6 separate regions of the Mus musculus genome follow, and all the other regions are linked to region 1. Evidence: chromatin loops called from intact Hi-C (ENCODE). Cell type or tissue: heart. All regions are shown on one strand.

Region 1 (4,000 bases):
TTACACCAGATAACTACACATGTGAGAGACCCAACAAACAAACAAACAAACACCCTCATAGCGTACGTTTATGATTTGTGCTGGGCTGCATTTCTAGCTGTCCTTGGGCTCCTGCAGTCCATGGGCCTTAAACCGGATACACCTGTGTCTTTAGGATAACCACTGAAGCTGTGACAGAGGGGACATGTAACACATGGCTACTGATATCTGTGAATGAGGCTGTCTTCTGTGCAGTGTGAGCATATGCATGTGTGTGTCTTTTCTAAGTGTGCAAAGCACAAGGTTTAAACATCTTATGCCTGGGCCTCTCCTGTGACTCTACAAGAGAATTGTGTGCAGCTCAGAACCCCACACTGAGCGGACTGTACAACCCACTCATTTACTGCTTGGTATAAAGGCTGCTGTGCTCTTTATCCTGGCTTCCTAGCTATGGCACTAGCTTTGCTATGTTATTGAAACCCACTGTGTCATACCCTGGGACCTGGGGCCTCTTGTGCCACCATGATGCTGCTCCTGCTGTTCGTGGTATAAAGAAGCACAAGTTCTGTTCATTGGAAGCATTGGACTTCAGCAATGCCTTCGATGGATTTGGGAAAAATCAGGCCAAAATATTTGCTTGCTTCAGTAATTTTGGATTTGAGCGACTCCTGGAAAGGCTCTGTAAGGGCCCAGTTCTTTTCTGACAATATTCTATTTGAATACAGGGTTAACATTACCTTTGGCTCCAACCCTATGGTCCACCTGTACTGGACAATTGCGGAGATCTCATTCCTCCCTTGAGCTGCTTCCTCAGAAATCGACCACACGGGACAGCTGGCAAGGAGTGTAACCTTGGACTCGATGCTTTTCCATTCAGAGACTAACAGAGATTATCTAAAGGGCATCTGCTCCCCAGACCCCATTCCCAAATGATGGCGAACTGTCAACAGGCAGTCCTCCACACCACAGGCTTTGTCTGCTTGTCGATCTGTTTCAGTCAGTTGCTATTGTGCTGGGAGTGACAATAAGAATCTACTCTGGGGACAGGAGGGTCGGCTCGGTAGGTAAGAGCACTTGCTGTTTGGTGACCGGCAACTCACAACTGCCTAGGACTTCAGCCCCAGCAAATCTAATTCTCGCTTTTGGCCTCCATAGGTACCTATGCACACACACACACACACACACACACACACACACACACACACACATCTCTAAAACAACAACAACCACCAAACAGGCCAGCTGGTGAGATGTCACTTGCTCCAAGCTTGATAACCTGATTTGATCCTAAGAAGCCATATGGTAGAAGGAGAGAACAAACTTCTACAAGTTGCCCTCTGTGTGCCATGACAGGCCATGGCATGTGAGTCACGAACACACATGAAATTATAAGTACATCAATGTAACATGAAATTTCAGAATCTACATGAAGTTATTCCTCCTCTTTTCCCGCTTTCCTTCTCTTTCCTTTCCTTCTTTGTGAGACAGGTTTAGTTCAAGGCTGGCCTTGAACTTCTCATCCTCTTGCCTCAGCCTCCTGAGAGGATTTCAGGCTTGAGCCACTAAGCATGACTTCCTTCAAGATCCATATATGGTCAAACATGTGAAATCTGTGGCCTATATGCATGTAGAAATCAGCTTAAACTCATCTGGAGGAGAGAGTTAGTTATAAATGTACGTGAATGAATGGATAAACAGATGGACTCGAGCTAAGAGAAGACCAGCCACCTGGCTGGGTTTTATAAGGATGGAGAGAAACTCAAAACAAAAGAGAAGAATCCATCCTTGTGAAGTTCTAAGATGTGATAGGCCCATTAATCAAGTGCTTCACTTAAAGGTGTGTGTGTGTGTGTGTGTGTGTGTGTGTGTGTGTGTATGTGTGTACTGGGACTTGGGGCTCACTAATATGACTGAACTGTCTGGTTAGCCAGCCCCAGGGTCCTCTTGCCTCTACTTCCTCAGCATCAGGATTGGGCTGCCACATCAAGGGTTTTATGCGAATGTGGGGATTGAACTCTGGGCCTCATCTTCTCTTCCCTGCTCCGCCATTATCATTTCCTCTTTCATCTATCTCTACCATCTCTAGAAGGCAGGTTGATTTATTAGTCCCATTTTACAGATGGGAAAATTTGAGAGATTAGAAACTGCAGAATGCTGATGACGTCAAGTTGCATTCGGGGACTCCTGACTCATCTCTGTGCTCCGTCCAGAATCCCACACTGGCACATAAGGCAGGAAACTGGCATTTCTTGGGTTCCTCGGCAACAAAGATGAAAACCACAGAGTAGCAGACAAATTGTTTCTCTCTTCCTGGCTGGGAGAGCCATTAAATCATTCATAATGTGTGTGCTGCTGCCCTCTGCTGGCAGCCTCCAGCATCTACATTGTCTTTGCTAGCCTTGTGAAGGAGAAACTGCTGGCTGAAGTGGAGGCTGTGGGAGATGGACCTTGCTCACCCGGCTTCCCCGGGAATAAACCTTTCATCCTTTGAGGCCCCTCTTCTTTTGCATTTGATTTCGCCTGTCTGCAGATGTGGAAAGAAGGATGAGACTTCACCAGACTACCTAGATCCGCATGGTAGTCTTTTGCAGGGGCATACTGTGTGATTCCAGCATTTAACACTGTCTAGTGTCTCAACCCAAACAGTTCCAAATAGGTGACAAAGTCAGGTCTGACTGTCCACAGGTGGGACTCAGGGCATCCAGGTCACTGAGTATGTGTGTGTGTGATTTAGACACAGGGAACCACAGGAGTTCTGTGTTGCCTGGGCCAAGATACCTGCCACACGCATAGACATCCAGTGTGTCCTGATTTGTCATCTGGGTGGATGGTTAGCTCTCTGCTTCACTTTGTTTCCTTTTCCTGAAAAAATTGGGGCAGGAGGACCCTATGCTGGGGTTGGGGTGGGAGCAACTCATTTCTGACTGTTGGGGAACAAAAAAAATTAAAAGAAAGCCAAAATTGTTGTCATGACAATGGTGAGCTCATTTCGCTCAGACGTCAGGGTCCTTGGCCTGCACCCCCCACCCTGCTCCCCTGCACAGTCCTCTAATTCAATGGGCCTGATGAATAACTCCCAGGCACAAAAGACCCTTTCAGGCTATCCCCAGTCATTATAGAGGGGCCTCGCCTAACTGTCGCAGCCCACTCCTTGTTTGCAGGCCTGCCTCTAAATTTGGTTATTCACAACCTTGATCATTCAATATTATTGCCTAACTGTGATCATTGTCTAATTATCCTAATAATACCTATTAAATAATTCTCATTAAATCACTTGAATGGGAGCAGCAGAGGCCAGCTCAAATACAACTTAACCCAATAAAGTATTGGTCATTCGCTGAGCAGCAAGGCAATCTCTTCAAGGGACTATATAGACTATCGAACCACAGAGGGATATGCCTATTACCAACTGTATGTTAGCAAGTCTTCGTTTTGATGGCCTGGTTAATAAAGTTTCCTCTTGGTTTCCTCTGGGGCTGGCCTCTGTGACCTGACTTTTATGTATGTATGTATGTAAGTATGTATGTATGTTTGTATGTATGTATGTATGTATTTATCTCTAGACCCTTGTTGGTTTCCATCTGTCACCTTCACAAGGACATTGGTGAGAAATTACCTATAAACCTAACAGGGTAGTTAGTTTACTGGGGATAGAAAGGGAACAAACAGAATCCATCTTTTGGCTGGTCAGATTCGCCTTTGACAACACTGAAAGCTGGCCTCCTTTCTGTAGGTATGGCTCCACATAGCTTCCCTTTGGAGACTGGAGGAGATACTCAGAACAAGCTTCAAATATCTACTGTTTATAATTTAAAGTTTCTGGCTGTGAATGGGTATTTCCTTTAAAGTGTCTTGTGTGGACAAGAATGTTCTGTAGAATATTAGTAGCGTTTGTTGACCATCTTCATGTATGGGCTGGCACTTGAATTCTCAAAATGACCTGGCACAGTGAAGGTTAGCTCACTTTTCTGGTGAGGGATCTACGAGGTTGAGTGAGTGATTTTCCAAGGACTATGTCCAC
Region 2 (4,000 bases), 280 kb before region 1:
AGATTAGAAAAATACGCCTTTCCTCCTTAAAATCATCAATTTAAAACCTTGCTGTTGACAAAGGTTCAGCTAAACGCATTTGTCTTTCCGGAGTCGTGCTGTAACTGGGTCTACTGTTTCCTTCTAAAGAGGAAAGATTCTTACCAAAGTTGGATCTAAGTCTGGCCCTTATAAGCATTCAGATGCGCTTGGGCCCAAAGATCCTGCTATTCACAGAAAAGCGCAGACTCCGCTGAAAGGCGGAAGCCCCTGGCACAGTCTGTACAGCCTGAGGACTATTCCCAGCCTCAGTCTCAAGGCAGATTAGCCCCCACCCAAGAGCTCAGGCTTGCACAGACAAGCTACCCCTTGGCTCCGGGTAGATCGAGTCTCCCTAACGGGAAGGATCTGTCCACCCGGGGAACCACCTGCAGGCACTCGGCACACTCTAAGCCACCAGACCACCTAAACTAACAACGAATCCAGGCCACAGGGCGTAAAGGAGACTGCGATTCTGTTACTTGGCATTATCTGTAGGAATTGAAATATTTTCCATTCACTATTTTGAAATATGATCGTATTTACAGACCTTTTTGTTCCAAGGACCTCGGCTCCTTTCAAATGGCGCTATTTTAAAACCCCGGCCTTTCTACACTACCGATTCCTGGAATATCTGTCTGTAAGTTTCCAGCGCTGAGATCAATTTGCATTTCTGTAAATCACAGACAGCTTCTAAGAACTTAACAAGCCTCCTGAGAAACGCTGGTGGCTGGTATTTCATTGTTTCATAAATATTTTTATACGGGTGACACCATTCAACTTAAAATAAATCTTTAAAAAGGAAGACGATTAAGACCGAGGAAAATTAGTCTGGCTTTTATTTTCACGGGAAGAAGATAAGTGAAGTGTGAGCCCCACTTCTTAAAATGTAGCTTTGATTATTTTAAAAAATGCATTAAAAAAGAAAAAGGAAACTCCTAGAAGTTGAACTTTCTTTCAAACGGGCCTCTAGACTTTGAAAACAAGTGGTGCTTTCGCGAACAAAGGCTAAAAGTGTCCCCAGATTTTTTTTGGGGTCCTCCTGGGGATCGTATCTCCTCCAATAAACAAACAAATCCCCCAGTATTTCCTACCGAGGGGAAGTTTTCCAGGGAGAGTCTACTCCCGGGTTTGGTGGTAAGTGCGACTCAGTCTTTTTTGGACACAATGTTTCTGCTGACTCCTGAAAATTTTCCACTTGAATGTGCACTGGAGCGGCGGCGGCGGCGGCGGCAGCTCTGGAGAGGCGGCAAGAGCGAGAGAGCCCTCTTTCATCTCCCGGGAGGAGGAGCCCGGATCGGCGCGGACCCCGAAGGGGCCGGGCGCCGGGGGAGTCACCGGGCTGCAGGCTCTAAGCTGCGCGCCGAACGCTCTCCCACCCGCGATCGCGCCAAACTCGGCGCTTCCCAGGCAAGGAGCGAGGTGCGCGGGAGAGGGACGCTGGAGAGAGGGGCGCGCAGAAAGGCGAGCGGGGCCGCCTGTTGCCGCGCAGGGTTGCGGCCCAACTTGCAGGGCGGCGGGGCCGCTCCCCTCTTGGAGCCGCACACAAAGCGCCGATCGCGGTGACGCCTAGACAGCCCGCGCCCCCGAGTCCGCCCCGCGCGCAACTTACCACGGCAGCCCGAGCGGGCGCGGCAAACTTCGGGGCGCTGGGCCGCCGCCCCCGCGTTACTCCAGCCGGTACTCCCTGCGGTACTCCCGCGCCGGGCAGCCCCAACCCGGCCTCGCCGGCTCCCGGGACGGGCAGGGCGCGCCGGGGCAGCTGCCCGCGCTCCGGCGACGCTGCGCGCTGGGGGGTCAGCGCATGGCCTGCGCCCCGCCGCGGCCGCCCCGGGCCCGGGCCCCGGCGCGCGGACTCCCCGCGAGCTGGAAGCGAGTGTGCGAAGTGCTGGGGGGCGCCCGCGGCGGGCGGCGGGGCCGCGGAGGCTCGGCTCGGCTCGGGCGGCGCGGCGCGGCGCGAGCGATGCGAAGAATGTGCGGAATGAGGACAGGAATGAAATGAACGCCAGGACCGAACTCGCTCCGGAGGGGTGGGGCCTCGGTGACGTCATGCCGCCGGGTCCTGGATGGGGCGGGGCCTGCCGCCGCGGTGACGTCATGGTGTGGGGCGGGACGCGTGGGGCGGGACTTGGCGCCCACGGGGGAGCGAGCCGCGCGCGATGGCGGGGGCTCAGGGCTTTGTGCGGTCCGAGGCGGGGCGGCCGGATACTAGGAATGCCGGGTGTGCGCCCTCCGCCTGCTGTGCCTCAGTTTACCCCCTCCTGGTTTGCACAGGCAACGACGCTCCCAGGCTGGAAGGGAGGTTGCTCTTCAGGAAACTGAGGCCGGAGTGGGCGGCTTCCCCAGCCCGCCACTCCTCCTCTAGCCGTTTCGCTTTACCCAAGTTCGGGGTGCTCGCGCAAATTCTGGGCTTTGCGAACTCCGGGTTGGAGCGTCACGGAGTCCTCGCCCGCCTCCTGCCCTGTCTTTCTAGAAGTGAAGCTCACTCGTGCTGCGAGTTGAGTCTACAGAAATCCTGCACCCGGTTAAATAAAATAAATAAAGTCTTGCCTGGCTGCAAAAAGCAGCTTTGTGCCGTCCCTTTATGGAGAAAGTGAGAATCAATCATAAAAGGTTTGAACTCTTTTTGGAGTGGACGGCGCCTCAGTACTTGAGAAACTCCGGTAAAGTTAACGGAGGCTGGGACAGACATGCTGGCAGTTTGGGCCGGTAGCAGTCCGTAGTTTCCCAGAAAGGAGCCGGCCCTTCCCGCACCGGGACTTCCTTCTTTCAGCTCTGGCTTCAGAACAAACTAATGGCGCCTGTTTTGTGCCCGAGGATTCCTGGAGTGTGCATAACTCAGGAAAGCCAATGGGACTCACTGAGCGCGTTTGATCGGAAACAACGATTACCAGTGCGTTTTAAAGGCAGAAATATCTTTCTCTAATGCATTTTTAAAATTATACGTCAAGAGAATTGAAGACTCCCATGCCGTTGTAAAAAGTAATACAGAGACATTCTTTGTTCGCTTCACTCAGCTCTTCCCCACGCCTGTCAACCAAAATTATATCCCAGCCAGGGTATTAATTTTCGAGCAGATTTTCCAGATCAACTTGTACACATCACTGTGTATTTTTTTAATTCTATACATTCTATAATTTCTCACCTGTGTAGATGTCCACCGCAATCAGGTACAAATGTGTATTATTTCCAGTTACTATGCAGTAATGTGACAGGTTGACAGTAAGAACTTCACACACCCGAGCAGAGTATTAGAAAATACACGACGATTTTTCCCTTTAAAACTCTGGCAGGTGTATGTCTCTTTTCCAGATAGCCTTCCATTAACACCAGCGAATAAGACAGAGGGCAGAAAACGCCAGAAGCAGTTAAAAGCACTTGCTGCTCTGCAGAGGACCAGGCTCCTGTCAGGTTCCCCACATGGTCGCTTTCAACAGTCTGTAACTCCAGTTCCAGGAGCACCAGGCACAAACATGGTGTACACGTGCAGGTAAAACATTTGTAAACATAAATAAATAAGAGATTTTTATGTCTGGTAGCAGGGCGAGCCTACCAGTGGGTACATTTCTAAACCAGTATTTATCTTGCCCATGACAGGCCAGTTACCCTTCAGACTCCAGTTGCTCCTGACAATTTGGTGTTCTCTCATTTCTACTAAGCTAAGAATCCTTGGCCAAACTTCCAAAGCTAATCATGATATGCTATAACTCCTCGGCCTGTACGTTCTACAGCTTATTTCCATCAAAACACATATTCTTTGATATGTATGCTAAAAACCTTTTCTCCAAGGAAGCCTGTTCAGCTGGAGCCGGACACAGTAGCAATATAATCCCAGCATTCAGGAGGCTGAGGCAGGAGGATTGGTGAGAGTTTGAGGAAATCCTGAACTAAAGAATTGGATCCTCTCTGGAAGAGGAGAAGGGAGACAAAAAAAGAAAAGGGGGGGGGACTGGGGGGTGGGGACCTGATTAACTAGATGTCT
Region 3 (4,000 bases), 65 kb before region 1:
ACGGTGATTTTTCCCCCTGTTTTATTTTCACATTTGAAGCTAAGATGGTTGTGGTGGTGGAGGATCCTCGGCTGTGTCCAGGGAAGGAAGGACACGGGTTTTGGAGTGAGCAATCTGGCAGGCTCAGCGTGAATCACAGACTGGTTGCGGGCACTGGGCCCTATTGAGATTTGCCGGTGATGCGTCCAGAGAGAGGAGGAGAAACAAGCAAGAGAGAACCAACTTCCCTAAAAGGAGAAAGCAAGAGGCCTTGTGTAGGACCCCTTGGATCCAGCCACAACCAATCAAATGTATCCACGGCTGAGCCCCAAATGTACGCCTGGAACAGGCTGGGCTGGCCCTCTGCAGACCGGCCTGACAGCTAGTCAAGGGAAAACAACCGCAGCACAGGAGGCGAAGCAGCTGGCTGGGGCCCTGGCTAAGGGAGGGGAAAGGCTTAGAGGGAGTTTCCTGAGAGCTGAAAAGAGCTAGGGTGTTTCACACAGGAGGCTTGGAAGCTAAATCTTGAATCCCAGGCAGAACAAAGGAGATCCCACATCAGTCTGAGGGCCATCCAATCCCTGATCCACAGTCCCTGGACCATACTGACTAAGGGTCCTGGGACTGCATATCCAACCACGCTCCCTGAATTTTGTAGCTTCCCCTGGTCTCCATGGTCAGTTAAAATCAGGACTCAGTGTGCCACCTGGAAAAATGCTTGCTATCTGCATTCCTCGAAGCTAGGGACATGTCAGCAAGTCCAGTCACTCCTCCAAAGGCATGATATCATTCCACATAGCCTGGCAAGCAATCTCTCTAAAGAGACTTCCTCCTCTTCCTCTTCCTCTTCCTCCTCCTCCTCTTCCTCCTCCTCCTCCTCCTCTTTCCTTTTGAAACAGGTTCTCATGATGGAGTCCTATCTAGCCTAGAACTCACTATGTAGACCAGGCTGGTGTTGAACTCACAGAGATCTGCTTCTGCCTCCCAAGTGCTAAGATTTAAAACACTCACTACACCTGGAAAAAAAACCAGACTTACAATTTCTCAGCCAAAGGTTATAACAGAATGTGCTACAGTTAAGGATATTTGGTACAAAAATGTTGTTTGTATTCCTCTTTCTGCTGCAACCAATTACCACATATTTAGTGGCTTAAAACAACGCACATTCATTATTTCACAATGGTGGAGGTCAGAAGTCACAATAGGTCTCACTGGGCTGGAGTCAGGACGTCAGCAGGCCCATGTTCTCTTCTGGAGGCTCTGAGGAGAATCTCTGCCCTTCCCTTTTTCAGGTGCTGGTGGCCTCCAACATGGCTTGGCTCATGGCTCCTCACCCTGTGTTTACAGTCTGTCCTGTCACATATCTCTGACCTCTCGTCCCTGGCCACACCTCCCTGTAGCTCTCAGGTCCCTCTCCTCCACTTTTAAGGTCCCTTGCCAGTGTGGGCACACACACCTGATGATTCAAAATCATTTCTATTTCTACAGTCACTCGATTGATTACCTTAATGATAATTTGACTTTTACTGTTAATTTCTCATCATCATGAAAGGCCCTAGGGATTAATATGTGGAATTTGGAGGGGCCATTACTTACTGGACTGCCCTAGCTTCTCATAACCCATGAAAAACATTGAAAAGAAGAATTAGAAGATTGAGGTCGGGTGTGGTGGTGTATTCCTTTTACCCCAGTACTTGGGAGGCAGAGGCAGGTAGATTTCTGTGAGTTCAAGGTCAGCATGGTCTATATATATTGAGTTCCAGGACAACCAGAGCTCTGTAAAGAAAAGAAAACTAAAAGATTGATCTGATTCTTGGTGTCACAGTTTTCAGCCCATGGCAGGAGCTCCATCACTCTGTGTAAGGAGAGCGCCTCCTGACAGCTGCTGACCACGTGGCAGAGGGAGAGCTGGGGAGAGGACCCTCTCCAAAGACTCAACAGTGGCTTAATTCCTCCAACTAGGTCTGATTCTCAACAGTCTATTAGGCTATGAACTTAAGTGTAGACTCACACACTGATGAAGACAGGACTCCCATGGTTCAATCACACCTCAACAGCACCACCAGCTGGAGAGCAAACCTTCAACCCATAAGCTTTTAAGGGTGTTTAATCCTATCTGCCACCTACCACACTCTCGTCTTCTTAAAAACAAATCATAGTATTTATTTGTTTGTTTATCCATCTATTTATTTGTGAGTGTGTGTGCATGTGTGCACACACATGTTTGCCAAGGTGCACATGTGGAAGTCAGAGGACTCAGTTTCTCTCTCTTTTTGATCATGTGGTTCCAGGGGTAGAGAGATTTATAGGCAAGCACCTCTCCTTGAGCCAGCTTTCAGGCCCCACAACTGACCATGTCAAGTCAAATTACAGGAGGTAATAATCCTGTCTCCAAAAAGAAAAACAAAACAAAAATCCCCATTTCATCAAACATGGACAGTAACTATTTAATTTTAGACAAAGTCAATGAAGTGGACACCTCTAATCTTCAGAGCACAACACTCCCCTGCTCAGACCCTACACTGGCTTTTCTGTGTCCTTGAAAAGATTCCTAAAAGCTCCTTTTAGACTTTAGTACCTCACCTCTCACTAGTCTTCTAGCACCTCCACGTTGTTGCTTTTGGGGTCCTGGAAATCATGTGTCTGTGCCTGGAGCATTTGGGACATTCATCTTCATGATTCTCTGTGGTGGTCTGAATATGCTTGGTCCATGAGGTGGCACTATTAGGAGGTGTGGCCTTGTTGGAGGAAATATGTCACTGTGGGGGTGGGCTTTGAGGTCCTCCTCCTAGCTACTTGAGGATGCTCAGTCTTCTAGCAGCCTTCAGATGAAGATGTAGAACTCTCAGCTCCTCCTGCACCATGCCCACCTGGGTGCTACCATGCTCCTACATTGATGATAATGGACTGAACCTGTGAACCTGTAAGCTAGCCTTAATTAAATGTTGTCCTCATAAGAGTTGCCTTGGTCATGGTGTCTGTTCACAGCAGTAAAACCCTAACTAAGACATTCTCATAGAACAGTCCTGACCCTTTAGGTCTTGGGTCACATCCTCAGAGAGGACTTCTTTAGCCCTTCTGTCTGGTCACCTGTATGCTCCCCAGCAAGCCACGGCTACTCACAACTCCAATCATGTGTTTGATACTGCTGATCTCATCTACGAGGCCCAGATACCTGTCTATCCTGTTCAAAGCCGTATGCCTCACTCCTAAAAATAAGACTTGGTATGTAGTTGGTGCCCTATAAATGTTTGTAAAAAGAACAAATATGAAATGTAGAAGTGAGAAGGGACATGGCCAGCTTTCCAGAGTCTCTCACTTAAAACATAGGAACCATGCCTGACTTCTGAATTTTAAAAATCACATTAGTATTTCTTTTGTATGTTTACGTAGGGGCACAAACGTGCTATGTCACTCATGTGGAGGTCAGAGGACAATTTGCTGGAGTCAGTTCTCTCTTTCCACCATATGTATCAAACTCAGATCATCAGGCCTGGAGGCAAACACCTTTACCCTCCATCAGACACCTCGCTGGCCCCATGCTCTGCAGACATGCTCTGTATCATCTTATTTCTGTCAGAGGACATGGCTGTGAGAAGAAGAGAAGAAAGGATGATGGGCCCGGCTCCGAGCAGTCCTCTGCTCTGGGCGTGCGGAGGGAGAAAAAGTGATAGAGCAGAGCCCAGCTCATCACTGAATCCAGCAGAATCCATGCGGTCTGTGTGCTCAGCCTGAAGGCGGAGGAAAAGGACAGGATGTGGTCACTGCAAACCAGGAATTCTCAATCAAGTTTGGAAAACCAATTCAAAACAAGAGCCAGAGATGCAGGGTTCACTGCTGAGGCACGGGGAGCTGCAAGACCAGGTGTGCTCAGGAGAGGATGACAGAGGGTGAGCACAGGAGGGGATGCGCCGAGCCTAAAGCAAAGGGAAGATACAAGTTAGAAAGACAACTGGCAGAAGAAGCGAGCTGGGGGAGGGGGCTCCGGGGAAGAATGCACACTTCATCTTAAATCATTGTT
Region 4 (4,000 bases), 170 kb before region 1:
GATATTCAGACGTGGAGAGAGAGAGAGAGAGAGAGAGAGAGAGAGAGAGAGAGCTTGACCACGTGCTGTGTGTCACATACAGCGTAGACAATCCAGCTGGGTGAAAAATTCTCATCTGGTTCCTCTCTGAAAAGAATACATCTCACATCTCATCCCTTTGCCCGGAAAGCTTTGGGTCTCTGGAGCTGTCACCAACCTGTGTCTCCAGTTCTGTGACCTCCAAGTTCAGTTTATTCAGATGCTTGTTCACGAACGTGATGAGGGTCTGAAAGAGAAATGCAAAGGTACCAACCTAGATGTGTAACAGTGCCCTGGGGTCACAGGGAGAGGCCCTGGCTCTTCGTTAGGCAGCCCATGTGACATACAGGGTTTTGGCTGAAAGGGACAAGGGAGCCCTGAGAGACAGGATCACAGGTAGAATATCTGATTTGGGGTCAGTGGGGGCAGAAGCGGAATTGAGAAGAGAGCAAGAGACAGAATGGCCCTCTGGGTCCCTCTTGTTGATCCCTGCTTTGGTACCGCCTCCTGTGCCCAGGGGGAGGAAGGCTTCTGTGTGAGGAGCAGGGTCAGTGTAAGCAAGAAGACAGGGTAGGGACCCTGCTGAGAGAAGATTGATCCTGGATGACTAGCCATTGTCAGAGAGAGGGAAAAGATGTCCAGGACACCCCACATGCAAGCTGGGACTTCCTCACATACTGTGGGGCCCTATCTCTTCTGCCCCTACACATCATAGACCCACCTTCTTCACCACATTGAGTTTGTCTGGTGCATGGTCAAACAGCGTGTCAAAGGCATCACGTTCTGAAATGGAAACACACACCATGCAGTGAAGCACGTAGCTGGTTACCATGGGGAATCGCTGGCCAGTTCTTACCAGGGCCCTTGTCTGTGTGTCTGTCAGGCGACATGTTTCTAAGCAGAATGACCCTGGCTTGGTCTTTTCTCCTCACGCCCATCCCTCCATATCCCAATGCAGGCACAATTCTAAAGTGTTTCTGACATCTCTAGTCATGAGTCATCCAAGTACCAAACTGTTTGGGCTAATTTTCGAAACAATTACGCCCGTAGGGGCAGAAGTAAGGAGACAGTCCAGTGCCTTCCAGGACAGAATAAGAGGCTCTCTCTGGGGGGCTCCTAAGTCTGTCAACCTCCCTGTGCCTCAGTTTCCCTTTCTACAAAACATCATCTGAAAGATAAGCTTTCCTCAGGTGCATAGTAGGTATGAAAACGTGTGTTCCATAGATTACAACATTGTCCTCCCAGTGCAGTTTTTAGTAGAGTAGAACTATTTCATGAGGTAAGCAGAATGAGGCTGACAGAACAGAGCCAAGCCATGCTCTGGGCAGGGAGATTCCTAGAACCAGAGGTGACCTAGTGGAAGGGCACGAGGGCAGTTCCAGAAGCAAGCAGGCTTGGGGAAGGACTGTAACCCAAAGCCAGACTTTTCCATTTGGGCACTAATGGGCAAAGCTAAGACTGCTAGGAAGGTGTGTGTGTGTGTGTGTGTGTGTGTGTGTCTGTCTGTCTGTCTGTCTGTCTGTCTGTCTGTCTGTCTATGCATGAGCATGTGTAAGTTCTGGGAGATGGGTTCCATAATAGGAACTAAGAGGGAGTGTGTTCAAATATCTCTTCCTAAACTACCAGGCACAGGGTAAGTCTGCCCTACTGGGGCCAGACCTGTGCTGATGAGTGAGTGTTCTTCATGTCACTAAGCTGTCCCTCCCCACCTAGCCAGTGTGTCCCAAGCTGGGACAGAGACACATTAGACAACAGAAACAAGTAGCTTCACCGAGACCACAGAAGCTAGACAAGCTCATGACACTCACCATGCCTTCCGGAAAGGGCCCTGGAAGAAAAGAAGAAAGAATTCACTTATGTGGTAGGCTTGAGTTTGGGGTTAGCCTGGGCTACTTGAGACAACATATTGCTGGCTTTGGGATGGCTCCCTTTCCTGTGAGGGCTGCACCTTCCCTAGTTGTGCGAACCTGGCCTTGGTCAAGTTACAAAAGCTACCTTCTCTGGCATTTGATCCCATGCTGTCTCTAATTACTCCCCAGAGACTCTTATGCCATGTCAGGAAGATTACTGGTGTTAGTGCAAGATCTGCTACAGCAATGCTTAAATGCTCCTTCTTCCCTGTAGCCCCGACAGACACAGGAGCAGAGGCTTAAGACACCTTGCCAGGAGCTCTGAGCAGCCTGTGAGAAGTTTCACTGTCCAGGTTCTGTGGCTGACTGCCTGCAGGTCAGCTTTGTCTTGCTCCTGGCCATCCTGTGATGCCCCCAAATGACAATTGTCACTGCTCCAGGACAGTGTCTCAGAGAGGACAGGAACCTGAACTTCACTCTTTGGCAAAGAAACAGTCATGTTCTTTGAGCGTAAGCAGCAGAGACAGGTCACAGGACACACCCGTTTTAGATGCTGTGGGACTTCAGGCAAGCTCTTGAACCTCTCTGGTCTGTGGATCTTTTAATTTCTAAGATGAAAATAATGTGTGCTCCGAGCATTCGGCATCTAGAAAGATTTTATTATAATTTCTAGTGCACTGCAAATGTCCTAAATATTAAAACAAATATTACAGTGTGTGTGTATGTGTGTGTGTGTGTGTGTGTGTGTATGGGTGCGTGCATGTAAGTGTGTGTGCGTGTGTCTGTGTGCATGTGTAAGTCAGAGACAACTTGCAGGAGTTGGTTCTTTCCTTCTGCCATGTGGATCCTGAGGAAGTGAACTCAGGCTTGGGAGCAAGCACCTTTGCCTGCTGAGCCATCTTGCTGACCTCATTCTTTTCTTAGTACATTGCTAGTTCTTATGACTGTTAGGATATGCTTATTCACTTGCGTATCTAACACCCACTAAGTGACTATTTGTGTATGGTTTTCCTATACAGAATGGTGATGCTGTAGAAGCCAGCTAGATGAACTAGCCTTCAGTTTCTTTCTTTGCCCTGGGGTGGAGGACACGCCTGCTGCACCCGAATACAGAAAAGACTTGCACAAACTGCACTGGGCTGTCCTTATGAAAGCTTCACTCATGTTTTTGTGGCAGAGAAACGGGGACCATAAAACCCTAATGCACAGCTGAAAAGACTCTTCTAGAATCTTAACTGTCCCTACCCCCCAAGCCCGGCAGTTTCTTCCAGGACACTTCCCTGCTTGGTCTGTTCTCTTTTCCAGAAGATGAGACAGTGGGCACAAAGCATCCCTCATGGGACAGGAGATCCAGGTAGGACAGTGAAGCTGGACCTGAGGTGGCTTTGCCTCTTAACCCTCAAAGTCATGCCAAAGGCATTTGACATCCTGCCAGCCATGTGACTACTGGTGACTAGGGTGGGACCTGGGAGAGATGGGGTGGCTTCATGATGGAGTCTCCACAAGTCATATAACAGGTGTAGTGGGAAGGGCCATTCTCTACCTCTACCCACTGCTGGGCCTTTTTGAAATCACTATGGTCACCATAGCCACAGATCTGACTCATGTTGCTCTTGGTTAGAGAGTGCTTGAGTGGAGACCAGAGGCCAGCGTCCAGTGGTTTTGAGACGGAATCTCTTACTGTATCAGGAGCTTCCTGATTTGGCTGGGTTGCTTAGCCCAGGAGCTCCAGGAGCCTCCCATCTCTGCCTCCCCAGTGGTGGGAGAAAAGGTGCACACAGCTGTGTCTGGCCTTTAACACGGATGCTGGGGAGCTGAACTCGGGTCTTCAGGCATGCTTGGGTGGCAAGCACTTTGTCAATGGAACCATCTTCCCACCCTCATGGCAAACCTTTTTCTAGTTCCTCATTTTTAAAATTCTAAAAACAAATAGGATAACCAAACAAATCAAAACTCAAAAGTCACCTGTAAAGTAGAGAGGGCTTTCTGAGTCATGTCTCGTGACCAAATAAATAGGATTTAAGAAGGAAAGTGGGGAAAAAGTCATCTTTTTGAAGTTTAACAATTCAGATCGGCCTCATGTCTACCAAAGGAGATGATTTCATGCTCGTTAGCTTTTGGCAGGGGGTGGG
Region 5 (4,000 bases), 730 kb before region 1:
TCTGCCAAGCAACAGACTGGCTCCCTCCCTCCCTTCCTTCTGGCCTGGGGTGGTAGTGATTCCCTTGCCTGATAAAGTCCAGGTTTATCATTATGCTTTGGATATTTCAATAACCATTCTTGTGGTCTCTTTCTTACTTACTAAGGGCCTAACAACTGTTCTGTTCTTTGCTGATAACCTGTAGCCTCCTTGATTAGTAGATTTGACCATCCTGAGGGTTGAGCCAGATTTTAAACCAGAGTTGTTTTTGTTTTCTTTTGTTTTGCTTTGTTTTCTTTAAAAACAAAAACAAAAATAAAGGAGAGCACTGAGATTCTAGATTAAGACAAGGAATTAGCCCCGCTGGGGAATCCACTGGTCAGAGCTCTAACCCGCCACTCCACACTGCTTGTCATTAACCTAGTTGCCTGTGTCCTGTTCCCCACCCTGATGCTTTTGCATAGGAACAGCCCTTGCATCATGCCACGGAAGTGCCCAGTAGTAGCTGGGAAAGTCCCTGCTGTCCCAGCCAGCAGATGTGTTTGGAAGATGACTGCACTCAGAGATCTGATATCACAACAGGAAGGTTGTTCTCATGAGACCCAGTTGGGGATTTGGAGAGAAAGTTCCCTTGGAAAAAAATTTGCATATATTGTACTTCCATTCCAACAGTGTGACTGACAGTTACGAAGCACGAAGTGAAGTGCTAGACAATAAATAAGGATATTGCATCCACTATGATATGACCTGACATTGTTCCGGGGTGAAATGTTTCAAATACATAGCAATCAAAGACCACAAACTATGAGCCTAGAACACCACAGCTGGCTTGAATGACTCCTTTAGCGATCCATGGCTTTCCCAGAGGCCTAGGCACACCAGGAGTCTCCTGTGATCACCACTAACCCTAGGACGTGTTCTGTCAGGCTGTGCCAGATTTCCTCTGTCAATCTCATAGCATCTGGAAACAATGGAAGGTTTCTATGAAGCTCCTTTGAATTCCTACAGCAACACCAGTGCCTAGTGTTTAAAAATTCACTCCCTTGAGGCCTTGTAGCTTAGCCTGGTGATTTTTTTTTTTATACCAAGCAGTTGCCTGATAAAATCTCACTCCCATGGAACCAGACGATAACCTAGAGATAGTTAGGCAACTGGACACAGAAACACACAGGTATAATATATATATTTTTAAATTTTCACTTTTTTTTATGTGTAGGGGTATTTGCCTGTATCAGTGTCTATAGTGCACAGTGCCTATGCAGGCCAGAAGAGGGAATTGGATTCCCCTGGGACTAGAGTTACAGCAGGTAATGAGCTGCCACGTGGGCGCTCGGCCTGAATCCGGCTCCTCTGGAAGAACAACTCATAGGTTTAACCACTGAGCCATCTCTCCAGCTCCTAATCGTAGCATTTGAGAGACTTAGGCAGAACAAACACAACTCTGAAAGCAGCCTAGGCTATGTAGTGAAGCCTTATCTAAAGAAAAGAAGAAAGAAAAAGGATAGCTTAGTGGGTAAAGGTGCTTCTCAAACAACTCTGACGACCCGAGTTCAACTCCCAGAACCCATATAAAGGAGAAAGGAGACAGTGGCTCCTAAAAGTTGACCTCTGACTTCCACCCTTGTACTGTAGGATGCACACACACACACAGAGACACCTTATACATCATACACACAAAATAAAAATTTTAACTTTAAATTAAAAAAAAAAAGAAAAGGAGAAATTGCCATTCAATGTCCACTCCTGTGCACACTGAGAAGCCATGGCCGCAGTGTTCATTTGACCAGGAAAAAAACGACTACACCTACAAAGTCTGATTCCCTAAGTTAGCATTTGAGTGGTTCTCTTGCCTTCAGGATGTGCTGTGGCAATATTGAACATTTGTATTTGCACGTGCGTCTGTGTGGCTTTCTGCAACAAGGAGAGCAACATGCACTGTAACTACTTAGACATTGCCGGAAGTCAAGCAAGTCGGAGGCAAGGAGACAGAGAGGAACCGATGTGGGCTTTAGTGTTAGGCAGGACCAGAGTTGCAGAACATTATCATTTCTGTGTCCTCAACGCTTGGTTGAGGGTTGTTACAGTCTTCCTCTAATCTGAAACGGAAGCAGAAGCATTTTTTGCCCAATAGGATTATGGTACTATTCAGTGGAAATCAAGATGCTGCATTCTGCCTGTTGCCTGACACACTGAAGGTGCTCAATGAAGTTCTTGTCATCCACTTGAAACAAACGTGGATGGTGACTGCGTTTACCGTGAAGACCAGCAGAGGGCAGGGCAGACCTCACAAAGCTGTGTGTGAAACACTGGTTCTCAAATCCACTTTCAAGAGGAATTCCTGAGATATCTTCCTTAAACGCTTCTCATGAAAGATGGCTCTATCACGACCTCTAATATCTTCATAGAAACTGGTGCCTTCCTCTTAGGCAAGGATCCAGAGAAGGTATTGGGCAATATTTAACCAGGGACTTCCAGCACCTTAACAGCCTTTTAACATAGCTGTTCCCAGTATGAAGTTGTGGGTCTGTCTTATAGAAGGGGGGGGGGGGGCACAAGATAAGAGGCAGTATTTTAGAGTTGATTGGCTGCAACTCAACACTTCATAAAAAGCTGAGACAATGTGAAGTTTTTTTAAGTGGTTATTTTGAAGTCATTTCAAGTGTTAATAAAGCTTGTTTGAAATCCTGCACAATGGTTAAGTTAGGGAGGTTACTGCAGTACCACTTTTATAAACTGTAACTCACGGACGACTAAAATCCTCCCCCATCCTCCCTGTGTGGTGTCCCACTTCTCCCCCCACCCTCCCGTGGCTTGCTTAAGAGAAGACAGGACCTTTCTGAGTACAGCGGTAGTAAACCACTCACAGCAAGAGAAGTAAGCGATGGTGAAAAGTATTCACAGCAGTGACTCAAAGAGGACGCTTCGCACATCAGCTTCAGGTGTGTGAAGCTCAGCAGGTAAAGGCTGGCTGCCCAGCCTTCCAAGCAGCTGTTCTGAACCTGTGGGTCTCCACCCCTTTGGGGTGGCAGGACCCTTTCACAAGGGTTGCATATCAGATGGTTCCATTATGATTCATAACAATAGCAAAATTATAGTTAGGAAGTAACAGTGAAAAATATTTTTATAGTTAGCGGTCACCCCATGAGGTTGTATTAAAGGGTCATTGGGAAGTTGAGATACACTTAGTCAGATCGTCAGGTTCCAGATGGCAGGAGGAAAGAGCCAAGTCTGCAGGTTGTCCTCAGACTTCCATATGTGTGCCATACACACATATGCACACACATATGCAAACATACACATACACACACGCACCCCTAAACCCATTATGTTTCCACTTGTAGAAATAATGAAGAAACAAATCTACCAACTTATGTGGGACTCACATACAGACAGCAACAACCCCCCTCCCCCAAGGTTTGACAATGTTGGAATCCAGACACAGTTTCTAAAGCTGACAGAAACAGCAGCCCGGTATCCCCACCCTTCTGTGAGTGCTGGATAAGCTCCATATAAAGTAGCCCTTGAGGTTGCTTGGTCTAAAAGTCCAGTGTTTTAGCCACCACTCTTGCTGGCTTGCAAGTGTTGGATGGATCTGTGACAAAGATATGGTTCAAATGACACTTTAAAGGCTGTGGCTTAATGTATTCTAATGACATGGAAATCTGACTCTGGGAACACAAAAGCTCACCGAGTGCTAGTCACCCAGTTGTGGCAAATGCAGAGTCTGCTGACAAGGAAGACTTTCTATCAATAACATTGGAGGTGACAGGAAAGAACAATTGGATTTTTTTTTTTACCTTTCAACAAATCCAATTAGCCCTGAACTGATAAATTATGAAAACTCCCATTATGCACTGGTGTGATTGAGAGCTGTGTGTTGGGAGTATGCGTGTTCCTCGAAGCTCCTTGCAGCAGCATTATGAGATTATTATCATGTGCGATGAACTATAAATCAATGTGTCAGCCCCTTCCTTGATAACGCTTTGCTATTACAAAAATGTCAGCTGAGGGCTGGCGGGAT
Region 6 (4,000 bases), 160 kb before region 1:
GCGTGTGAGATAGGGAGGAGAAGAAGGAGGAGGACGAGATCTTAAAGGACAGGGGAGAAGAGAGGGAATGGGATGCATGTGACATGAAAACAGAATGAGGTACTATCTGGGCTGAGGAAGGAGTGAGCAAGAGGGGGCAGGAAGGAGGGAGAGAGCAGTGGGTGAGGAGGAGGAGTTAGAGCTGATGAGTGACACAAAGGTATGAAAGGGCACAGCATCATAACTCTGTACTTTGCATGCTAACTTAAAATAATGAAAAAGATGGAAAAGCTATTCCATTTGTGTGTCTGTGCCCGCAATGTGGACAGCTACCCACGGTGCAGGCATCCCCCGGCATGTTGAAAGACATCCCCTTAGGATACAGGGAGATTCCTATCTATACATGCATCCATGTGTATTCATATGTGAGAAAACAAAAAGCATGTTCTAGACACTCTTTATTACACACACAGACACCCACAGATGGACAAACACACACCTTGCAGTAATACTCCAAAATTTTCAGGGCCCATCTCTAGGTAGGCAGCTGTGGAGGCCTCGTACACAGGCTCAGTCAGTGCACAGCCTGGCTCTGCAAGTGGCTCTCTGAATCAGATTCCTGGCTCCCCTGTCATCACTCTGTAGGCAGGGCAGCAGTGCTCCTTCAGGGGACATGGACTGTACCAGTCACCCTTCCTTGCTCTGGGGAAGCGATAGCGGAAGACGCTAGACTTCCTGACCCTGGTATAAACATTTGTAGTGTCATACCTCCTCTGTGCCTTGATTTCCCCATCTGGGAGATGAGGGTGGTGGAAAGAATTACCTGAGCTGGGTGAGCGAGTGCTGAGAGGATTGAAATGGACATTGATATTTCAATGTTTTTATACACTGGCATTTTCTAAATTTTCAATAGTAAAAAAATACTGTTCATGAACAGGAAAGAAAGAAATCCCTAAAGTCCTAGATCAAAGACCTTGGTAACTCAGCAGCCTGTCCCTGCCACCCTTGTCCTGAGCATAAAGGCGACACCGTGTCCCCAAACGCACAGTCAGGCCCGATTAGAGAGAAAGGAGAGAACTTCTCCCTGTGAGTTGTGCCTGCTCTGTTCCTTCTAGAACACACTGCTTCTTCTTGTAAACAAGATCCAGCTCTTCTTGATGCCCTGAGGCATCACAGGGAGCAGCCAAGAGAATAATTATCTCTTTTGACCCGCTAATCCATCTCCATTCTGGAGATCCAGCCAGGGAGACTAATTCACAAGAAGTAAACAGAGAGACAGCAAAGACATCCAACTAAATCCCTCTGATATTAGCAGCCAGCTTGCAAAGTGTGTGTGTGTGTGTGTGTGTGTGTGTGTGTGTGTGTGTGTATGCGTGCTGTATATGTGTGAGGCCAGAGGTCAATATCAGGCGATCAAGTGTTTTCCTCAATGCTCCATCCACTTTGTATTTTTGAGACAGCATCTCTCACTGAACCTGGAGTTCAGTGACTCACTTAGCCAGGGTTGGCCAGAGAATTCCAGAGCTCTCCTGTCTCTGCCTCATGAGCACTGAAATTACAGGTAAGTGGCACTACTCTGAGCTTTTAAGTTTTTAAAAATAAATGGGCACTGGGGCTCTATCCAAGGCTTGCGAGGCAAGCACTTTACCCAGTAAGTCATATGCTCGGCCTCATGTCTCCTTTTCTGACCATGATTTAATTTCCCAGGTACACAGGGAAATAGGGCTCCTTAGCAGGGCAGCCTCTGGGGCCTAAAGCCAGGTCCTGTCCTCAACCCTCAGGTGACTTTGGGTAAGCAGAGAATGCCCTGTTCCCAGCTTATCACACTGTTCTATGCCAGCAGTGGTATAATTATGCTGAAGGAGGTAGTGGGTGTTTTGGCTCCAATGGCAGATGTCAGAAATGAGGACAGAAGACAGCTCCTGGCAGCTATGAGGTCACTGGTGGGGGAGGAGGATTCTAATACTTAGATCCAAACACGGTCTAACCATTTTATTCTCACTGTAAAAAAAAAACATGCATTTGTTTATTTACAAAGAGAAAAATCAGAAAACTCCCTGATTAGGGATTGGCTGTCATTGCTAGTGTCATGTGACCCATTCATTTACTGTTGAATCTGACTTTGGGTTTCTATCAGATGCCAAGGCATCTTGAGGCTGCAAAAGAATGAATGTTCCCTGGGCTGGGGAGATGACCCAGAGGTTCAGAGCACTAGTTGCTCTTCCAGAGGACTGAGGTTTGATTCCCACTACCCACACAACAGCTCACAACTGTTTGTGAGCTCCAGTCCCAGGGGAGCTGACACCTTCTTTTAGCCTTTGTGGGCTCTATATCAGACAAAACACCTATGCATATTGCATATAAAAATATTAAAAAAGAATAAATGGTTCTATATTTTTCTGAAATCTTTGAGCTCTACTACCTGTGAAAGGTGGAACTTAAAAAGTCCTGTACTAGGTAGGGGTGGAAAGATGGTTCAGTCTGTAAAGGTGCTTGCTGTATAGCCTGGCGAATGACTGTCAACTTGACATGACCTAGAATCAGATTCACCTGGGAAGAGAGTCTCAGTAAAAGATTGGTTGCACTGGATTGGCCTCTGTGTCTGTAAGCTAACTGATGTAATAGAAATGTGGCAGAGGTTACCCATCCCATTTATAAGACTTAAAATGGATTCCCCCACTTAGGAGTTAAAAATTATGTCTTCAAACCTAGGAAAGGAAATGATCTGCCTTCACTGTAAGTGACCTCATAGCCGCAAGACTACCCAGTACGGGGGCCACCATTCCCTAGGCAGGGGTGCTGAACTCTGCAAGTGGAGAAGAACTCAAGCCGAGTAGAAGCAGTCAAGCAAATGAATCCATGTACAGCAACAGGAGAGAACTGACTCTATAAAGTTGTATCCTGATATGTACCATGGCATGAACATTCCCCCTTCCCTGCTATGTGTCAGTCAGTCTGTCTGTCTGTCTGTCTGTCTGTCTATCTCTCTAGTAAATAAAACATTAAAACAAACCCTTTCTAGTGCTTGGTATCTGTACTCCTTCTGAGGAGCAGGGTAGAAGTGACAGGGTGTGGGCAGAACTGAAGCCTCACTCTTGGCCTCTCAGCTGTTTGGACCTGTGACCCTCAGCTTCCCCAAGTTCCTACATGCTGGAGACAGCACGGCTCTCAGCAGGCTGTGTGGGCCTCGGAAGTGCCTTCCGGAACACATCATTTCCTTACCAAGCTGACCTGAAAGCCTTCCAGACAAAGGAACACAGACCTGGACATTTTATTATTATTTCCACCCCCAAGGGTTTGTATGATAGGCTATCTTTCCTGTCAAAGGTTATTTCTCAAAGAGAAATGACTTGGCGTCCCAGGTGACAGTTTAGGAATGGTGGGGGACCCTTAGGGGCTAGTGTCGTTGCACAGTCCTCCTCTCCTAACTCACAGTCCACGTTCCACTTGATGCTCCTGGGAGGAAGCTTCAGGGTCTCATTGATCTTCTCCAGCACAGTCTGTAGCTTCTGTTTCTGGGCGATCTCCGACTGCGTAACCTCGGCCACGTTGAGCTTCTCACTCTCCAGTTTCTCTGCAGTGGGAAGGGAAAAGAGCAGCTGTTATCCTGGGTCACAGAAAACCTAAGTTGTGCCTATTCTTTCACGCGTTCACCTATGACAACACACAATGACCACATCTCTACAGTAAAGCCTAGGACTGTTCTGGGGTCCCACCCCACATAATCAAATCTGGGGGTGTTTGAGTGTCCGGTCAAAAATGGCCGGGTGTTTGCAATCCTATGCAATCCTTTTGTATGCTTTAGGCGTCTCTGTATTATTCAAATACCTTATACAATATAAAGGCCATTATATACTGTCATTTTATATTGCTTATAGAATCATGACAAGAAAAGTACGGATATTTTCAGTATGGATGTGATTTTTATTCAAAGATTTTAATTTACGGTCCATTCTAATTCCATTTTTTGTTGCTGTGATAAAATAACCCCCTCCCCCCAAAAAAACCCAACCCAGTAGAG

The links. A loop is a pair of places that touch in the nucleus more often than their neighbours do. Peaks named below come from ENCODE experiments on the same cell type or tissue, not always from the same donor. Only the 100,000 strongest peaks of a DNase experiment are listed, where the experiment ranks them.
Region 2: it touches region 1 in a loop (2.9-fold over the local background); 10 of 42 quality-filtered maps call a loop at or near these places.
Region 3: a loop joins it to region 1, with 5 times the contacts of the local background. A loop is called at or near these places in 12 of 42 quality-filtered maps.
Region 4: a loop joins it to region 1, with 2.2 times the contacts of the local background. A loop is called at or near these places in 3 of 42 quality-filtered maps.
Region 5: it touches region 1 in a loop (8-fold over the local background); 12 of 42 quality-filtered maps call a loop at or near these places.
Region 6: a loop joins it to region 1, with 2.3 times the contacts of the local background. A loop is called at or near these places in 4 of 42 quality-filtered maps.

Annotation. Positions count from the first base shown.
Region 1 is chr7:112,398,664-112,402,663 of GRCm38, reverse strand. All of the region lies in intron 7 of Micalcl (MICAL C-terminal like), which reads right to left. All of the region lies in intron 1 of Gm51494 (a long non-coding RNA gene), which reads left to right. Among named protein-coding and RNA genes, the nearest start is that of Gm51494, 14 kb to the left of the region's middle. In heart, no CTCF peak of the experiment used is centred here; a DNase peak (open chromatin) is centred at 2,333; H3K27ac peaks cover 516 bases.
Region 2 is chr7:112,677,357-112,681,356 of GRCm38, reverse strand. Tead1 (TEA domain family member 1) reads right to left here and starts at 2,001. Exons shown (of 13, transcript NM_009346.4): 1 at 1,631-2,001. In heart, a CTCF peak has its summit at 2,496; DNase peaks (open chromatin) are centred at 326, 1,306, 2,096 and 2,766; H3K4me3 peaks cover 3,215 bases; H3K27ac peaks cover 3,620 bases.
Region 3 is chr7:112,464,159-112,468,158 of GRCm38, reverse strand. All of the region lies in intron 1 of Parva (parvin, alpha), which reads right to left. It overlaps Gm45998 (a long non-coding RNA gene), which reads right to left. Exons shown (of 2, transcript XR_001778261.2): 2 at 2,250-3,896. Among named protein-coding and RNA genes, the nearest start is that of Gm45998, 15 kb to the right of the region's middle. In heart, a CTCF peak has its summit at 2,060; a DNase peak (open chromatin) is centred at 318; H3K27ac peaks cover 1,700 bases.
Region 4 is chr7:112,573,201-112,577,200 of GRCm38, reverse strand. It overlaps Parva (parvin, alpha), which reads right to left. Exons shown (of 13, transcript NM_020606.5): 8 at 1,827-1,846; 9 at 740-801; 10 at 197-265. Among named protein-coding and RNA genes, the nearest start is that of Parvaos, 40 kb to the right of the region's middle. In heart, no CTCF peak of the experiment used is centred here; no DNase peak of the experiment used is centred here.
Region 5 is chr7:113,130,604-113,134,603 of GRCm38, reverse strand. All of the region lies in intron 2 of 4930543E12Rik (RIKEN cDNA 4930543E12 gene), which reads left to right. Among named protein-coding and RNA genes, the nearest start is that of 4930543E12Rik, 9.4 kb to the left of the region's middle. In heart, a CTCF peak has its summit at 2,238 (motif pointing right); DNase peaks (open chromatin) are centred at 423 and 2,240; H3K27me3 peaks cover 70 bases.
Region 6 is chr7:112,559,482-112,563,481 of GRCm38, reverse strand. It overlaps Parva (parvin, alpha), which reads right to left. Exons shown (of 13, transcript NM_020606.5): 5 at 3,413-3,553. Among named protein-coding and RNA genes, the nearest start is that of Parvaos, 26 kb to the right of the region's middle. In heart, no CTCF peak of the experiment used is centred here; a DNase peak (open chromatin) is centred at 1,781.